2 separate regions of the Homo sapiens genome follow, and region 1 is linked to region 2. Evidence: read pairs that join two places in POLR2A ChIA-PET (ENCODE). Cell type or tissue: Panc1. All regions are shown on one strand. Links, peaks and the distances in the headings refer to the core of each region. The heading gives the core; the rest is flanking DNA. Region 1 overlaps ARHGAP29 (Rho GTPase activating protein 29). Region 2 overlaps ARHGAP29 (Rho GTPase activating protein 29).

Region 1 (2,928 bases), core at 338-2,837, 54 kb before region 2:
GCTTGAACCGGGAAGGCAGAGGTTGCAGTGAGCCGAGATAGCGCAACTGCACTCCAGCCTGGGTGACACAGCAAGACTTCGTGTCAAGAACAAAAAACAAAAAACAAACAAAAAAAGTGAATGAAGGGAAAAATAGATTAAGTTTTCAATGTAACATTGTTCATAGTAGGAAGAAAACCTGAAAGCAACCTAAATGCCCATCAACAGTGGGATTAATACATTGTAGTATAAACCCAGTAAAATACTTTAGTTTTTTAAAAAATGAAAATAAACTATAGTTACAATTGTATAGGTAGCTTTTTTTGTTTTAAAGCCAAGGAAGGATTAACATAAAATTCAAGATAGTGGTTACACCTGCTGTGAGAAGTGACAGGCATGTGATCAGGAAGGGGCATCCTGGTGGTTCCTTAACATCCTGATGAGGGTGTTGGGGCAAATGGGAATTCGTTTTATAATCATTCTTTAAATGATACATATATATGTACACACTGCTGCATTTATGACTCAGTTTTAAAACAAAAAAATCATTTAAAACTCTCATTGAATCTTAATCATGAGACTTATGTATCTATACTTGGAGATGGAGAATATGTAGACCTTGGTTCACCGTCCTAGTCTCCTGTGTTGAATCACAACACATTCTACTCATTTTTTGGCAACTACTAGATGAACTCTTACAACTTTGATTAAAATAATTGATACAGAAGATTTATTTTGCTGGCAGTAGATCTCAAAAAGCAAATTTCTGGTATAAAATGATCTACAGAGAATTTGGCAGATGGCAACTACTGTGTGTCAGGTCTGTGTCTACAACTGTAAATAAGATCTTGCCATTCTTATAGTCAGGCTGTGTTATAGTCATCCCGATCTTTTTTTTTTTTTTTTTTTTTTGAGACAGAGTCTCACTCTGTCACCCAGGCTGGAGTGCAGTGGTGTGATCTCGGCTCACTGCAACCTCTGCCTCCCAAGTTCAAGCAATTCTCCTGCCTCAGCCTCCTGAATAGCTGGGATTACAGGCACACACTACTACGCCTGGCTAATTTTTGTATATTTAGTAGAGACGGGGTTTCACCATGTTGGTCAGGCTGGTCTTGAACTCCTGACCTCGTGATCCACCCGCCTTGACCTCCCAAAGTGCTGGGATTACAGGCATGAACCACTATGCCCGGCCTGATTTTTAAATTTCAGTGCTGTATTCACTTATCAATGAGCAATGCCTCATTGGTAACGGTCACTATTCATCTCATTTCCAGTACTGTCAACACTATAAAAGGAAGACTTACAATATCCTGTAACGAATGGGCATGACTGCATCCAGAAATCTGAGACAGGTTTTCATGTCATGTACAGCTTTTTGTTAATTGTTTAAAGCTGAAGATGAACTCAAATAAAACTTGTAACTCAGAAGCATAGCCAATTAGTCGTTTAATCTATTTTCTGAACTGCATGCTTATTTTATGGATGCAGAGTAGATTGGTTGAGTGTGAGGACACTTAAAAATAGCATGATACAGTTATTGTAGGAAGTATTAATATTTAAAAATTGTTACAGCCAAGACCAAAAAGTGAGAACCACAATTCAATATTTTCTATAAATTTCATAAATGTCTATGTTTAAACATTCCTGGTAAATATGTATAATCGTACACTTTTAAACTTTCTCTGATAAATTCAGTGAGTATTCAATAATTGCTCATTATCAAAAGGTTGTGAATTTGTCTCTCTTCCAGCCAGATGACAGGAGCCTAGGATTCCAATGGTGTGCTCAGGACTGACATCACTGGGGTCAAAGATTCAGCTGCCATGGTCCAGGCTCCAGGCTGGGGAGGATGTTAGGGATTGGTGTGGTCAGGACCAGCGCTGCTATGACTGCGGATTTATTTGGCATATTTGGGACTGGGTGTGATGAGACAGCAGCTGGCATGTCAAGAGGTTGAGGGAGGGAGGAAGAATGAACAAATTATTTAGGATTATGGGAGTCAGGTTTCTATGAGAGAAGGAAGTTACAAAGATGGAAAGGGAGACTAGATTAACCTCAAAGGATTGAATTGAAGGTGTCAATGTGAACTCAAAGTTTTCAATACGTATGTATATAAATAGATATAGAAGTAGGTGACTATTCTTGAATGTGTGTAGACACACGTTTTCCTTTGAGCTGTTCACCAATAAGACAGTGAGCCTTTCTCAGGTCTTCATTTCCATATACCATTTCCCATTTAAAGAAACCAGGGCTCCTTGGAAAAAAGGGCTAATTCTAGACTTGGGGTAGGGAGTAGGAAAAAGTGTAAGATGAGCTCGTAAAAAAAATAAGAGGGGAAAAAGCAATGAGGCATCTCTAAGGAACACAGAAGCCAGCTTGAAGAGACTCCCAAAAACCAAATCGGGGAAAATTTCAGCATGAAAATAAGTGACAATAATACACTGTCACTGAATAAAGCAGGCATTCATGAATCTATACTGATTTAAGTGAATGAAGGAATAGAGAAGGAAGAGCTCTTCCTTACAGTAGTAGGATGCCAACCAAGGCAGAAGCCACGGACTCACCATTTGACAACCAAAATAGTAATTGGTTCAGTCAAGAATTGTCAATAGACTAGCCCGTGACAATTCGATGAGAAACAATACATTTACAATCTTTAAGAATCTCCTCACAAATTACTTCCTAATTCTAATTTTACAATGGAGAAACCTGGTATATACTATCTGAACCAAGTGACCAAAATTAATACTATCAGGTATAAGACAAATTGACATTGTGTGCATCCTGGCATGACACATTTGAGTATAGAGCATCATTTCTGTAGTATTGGACAAAAATGTCTATCCTAAACCTTATGGGTCTTATCTAATGATAAACCAAAACTGAGGAACTTTCTACAAACTGGCCAATCCTCCTCAAGTGTCAAGGTCAAAGACAAGTCTGAAAAGA
Region 2 (2,928 bases), core at 216-2,715:
CATACACATATATATATTTCTTTGCTTTGTTAGCTGAGAGGGCCTAAAAGAAATGACACTCAGCAGCAACAAGCACACCTAGTATCTAGATCTTGGTTTCTAATACTATTCTCCAATGAAAGTAATCAGGTCTCCTTAGAGAAATAGTTGATTCCTGGACTGGGGCAGAAATCTTCAAGATAAGTAACAAGCATCTTGTAATGCCAGAAAGGAAGGAAGAACTTTAAAAAAAAAAAAAAACTAAAACAAACAACAAAAAACACCCCCCAGTGAGGAGGGCATGTCAAAGGTGCACAGGAACCAACTGAAAGTTTCCAATGGCCAAAGCTGGAACAATGTGAGCAACAAATAAAGTAGTATTGGATTATAACCTAAAGTATATAACAAATGTCCATGAGTCCATACTGACATAAATGATTGAATACATTAGTAAACAGGGGAAAAGAAACAAATCTCTTGTGTAAAAGAACTGTAAAAAATGTGTGCAAATACTTTGCTCTCAAGAAGGTGAAACATAACTCTCTTACATATGACCTATGCAGGCTAACTTCTTCCAAAGAGTGTAGTATGGAAAGGAGGACAAAAAGAATAACTTGACAGTGGAGAAACTTGACAAACACTACTGAAGACAGGTGACCAAGGTCAACATCAACATTGACAAATCACATTCAAGGTAAATATCCTTGCTATAAAGTGATGAAAACAACACTTTACATCTGTAATCTTCCTCCCAATATCCCATAACTCCGGTCTAATGAGGAGAAAAACGTCAGGCAAATTCTAATCAAGCGCCATCCTGCAGAATACCTAATCAGTATTCCTTAAAATAAAAATGAGGAAAGTTTGAGAAGCTTACAGCCAAGGAAGACCTAAGGAGAAAAAACTAAATGTAATACGATAGGATCCTGGAAAATAATAAAGAATATTAGAGGAAATCTATGGAAATCTGAATATAGACACTAGTTAATAATAATGCATCATTTTATTACTGGTTATCAAACACTGGCTCACTAACTCTAAGAGATATAAGATGTTAATACAGTGTATAGGACTATATGGGAACTTTGTATTATTATCTCAATTTTTCTGTAAATCTAAACCTGTTCTAAAAAATAAAAGTCTATTTTTAAAATGAAATACAAGTAGGTAAAAGATTTTAGGAATTTTATGTGCTGTTGAAATTTTCCCCATAAACATAATTTTTTTTTTTTTGAGACGGAGTCTCGCTCTGTCTCCCAGGCTGGAGTGCAGTGGCGTGATCTCCCCTCACTGCAAGCTCCGCCTCCTGGGTTCACGCCATTCTCCTGCCTCAGCCTCCCGAGTAGTTGGGACTACAGGCGCCCGCCACCACACCCAGCTAATTTTTTTGTATTTTTAGTAGAGACGGGGTTTCACTGTGTTAGCCAGGATGGTCTTGATCTCCTGACCTCGTGATCCATCCGCCTCGGCCTCCCAAAGTGCTGGGATTACAGGCGTGAGCCACCGCCCCTGGCCTATTTTATCTTTTTTATAACTGGTAATGTTAGTTTGGTAGGTTTACTTAGTTGAGGCAATACAGTATAGTGTTGAAAAGCATAGTCTCTGAAACCAGACTGCCTGACTTTGAATTCTAACTTCATGGCTGAGAAACCTTGGGTGAGTTACTTAGCCCCTCTGTGCCTCAGTTTCCTCATCTATAAAAAAAAAGATAAGGTAGCTAGTTCACAGGGTTGTTCGGTTAAATGAATTAAAACACATAACGCACTTAGAACAGTGGCTGGAACACAGTAGGCCCTTCATAAATGTTTGCAGCTATTTTTAGTTGGTGCAAAAGTAATTAATTGCGGATTTGGCCACTAAAAAAAACTATATATACATACATACATATATTTACATATATATGTATGTATATAGCCAAAACCTCAATTACTTTTGCACCAACATAATACTTTATGCACTAGTAGAATAGGTTAATGATATAGGTTAGCTCTGAAATTAAATCTAGTAGATATGAAATAAAGGAAACTTCTGGGAAAATAATATAATTTGAATAGGTGTAAAAAAATTATAAAACCTTCCCTTTTTTTTTTTCTTTTTGAGTTGGAGTCTTGCTCTGTCGCCTGGGCTAGAATGCCACGGTGCAATCTCAGCTCAGTGCAACCTCTGCCTCCCGGGTTCAAGCAATTCTTCTGCCTCAGCCTCCCAAGTAGCTAGGATTACAGGTGCTCACCACCACACCTGGCTGATTTTTTTTGTATTTAGTAGAGACGAGGTTTCACTATGTTGGTCAGGCTGGTCTCAAACTCCTGACCTCAGGTGATCCACCGGCCTTGGCCTCCCAAAGTGCTGGGATTACAGGCGTTAGCCACCATGCCTGGCTTATAAAACCTTCCTGATGTGCTATTTTTTCCCCAGTTTTGTACAGCCAGATCTCTTATTTGGCACATACATAACTAAATAAAGTTGGTATATGCTAGTACTTCTGCTGACTTAACCAAAACCAAGGTGGAGTGATTATCATCACAGAGAGTTACACTGCCCTCTTTTTGAAACCTAATAAATGTTAGTCTTAGAAAAGAAAGTTATTTCTATCCCCTATTCTAATGTTTTACAATAAAATCTTCAGGTATTAATATACTTAGGAAACATTAAATCTCAGGCCAAAAGAGCTTGATTTTCAGAATGCCAACGACAACCATCAACATTCAAAATTAGTGTTGGGCAAAAACTACAAAATACTAATGGCCTAAATGCCTACACAAACCAAAGTAATACTGTGGTCTTCTCAGAGTCAAGGAAATTAAACATGCAGAAATCCATATATTTCTAAAATTATTAAATGCTTTTCAATTTTCTCAGTTTTAATTTCTAATAGATAGAACTCACATAAAAAACTCTTTGGAGTCCTCAGTAATTTTTTTTAACAGTGTAAAAAGGTCCTGGGAGTCC

Evidence for each region. ChIA-PET counts read pairs that join two places held together with the same protein. Peaks named below come from ENCODE experiments on the same cell type or tissue, not always from the same donor. Only the 100,000 strongest peaks of a DNase experiment are listed, where the experiment ranks them.
Region 1: POLR2A ChIA-PET joins it to region 2 with 6 read pairs; 3 of 35 experiments call an interaction of 5 or more read pairs at or near these places.

What each region holds. Positions count from the first base shown.
Region 1 is chr1:94,167,497-94,170,424 of GRCh38, forward strand. ARHGAP29 (Rho GTPase activating protein 29) reads right to left here. Exons shown (of 23, transcript NM_004815.4): 23 at 1,409-2,928. Among named protein-coding and RNA genes, the nearest start is that of ABCA4, 48 kb to the left of the region's middle. In Panc1, for the core only: no CTCF peak of the experiment used is centred there; no DNase peak of the experiment used is centred there; H3K27ac peaks cover 1,842 bases.
Region 2 is chr1:94,221,750-94,224,677 of GRCh38, forward strand. The region is part of intron 2 of ARHGAP29 (Rho GTPase activating protein 29); the gene reads right to left. Among named protein-coding and RNA genes, the nearest start is that of ARHGAP29, 14 kb to the right of the region's middle. In Panc1, for the core only: no CTCF peak of the experiment used is centred there; no DNase peak of the experiment used is centred there; H3K27ac peaks cover 1,767 bases.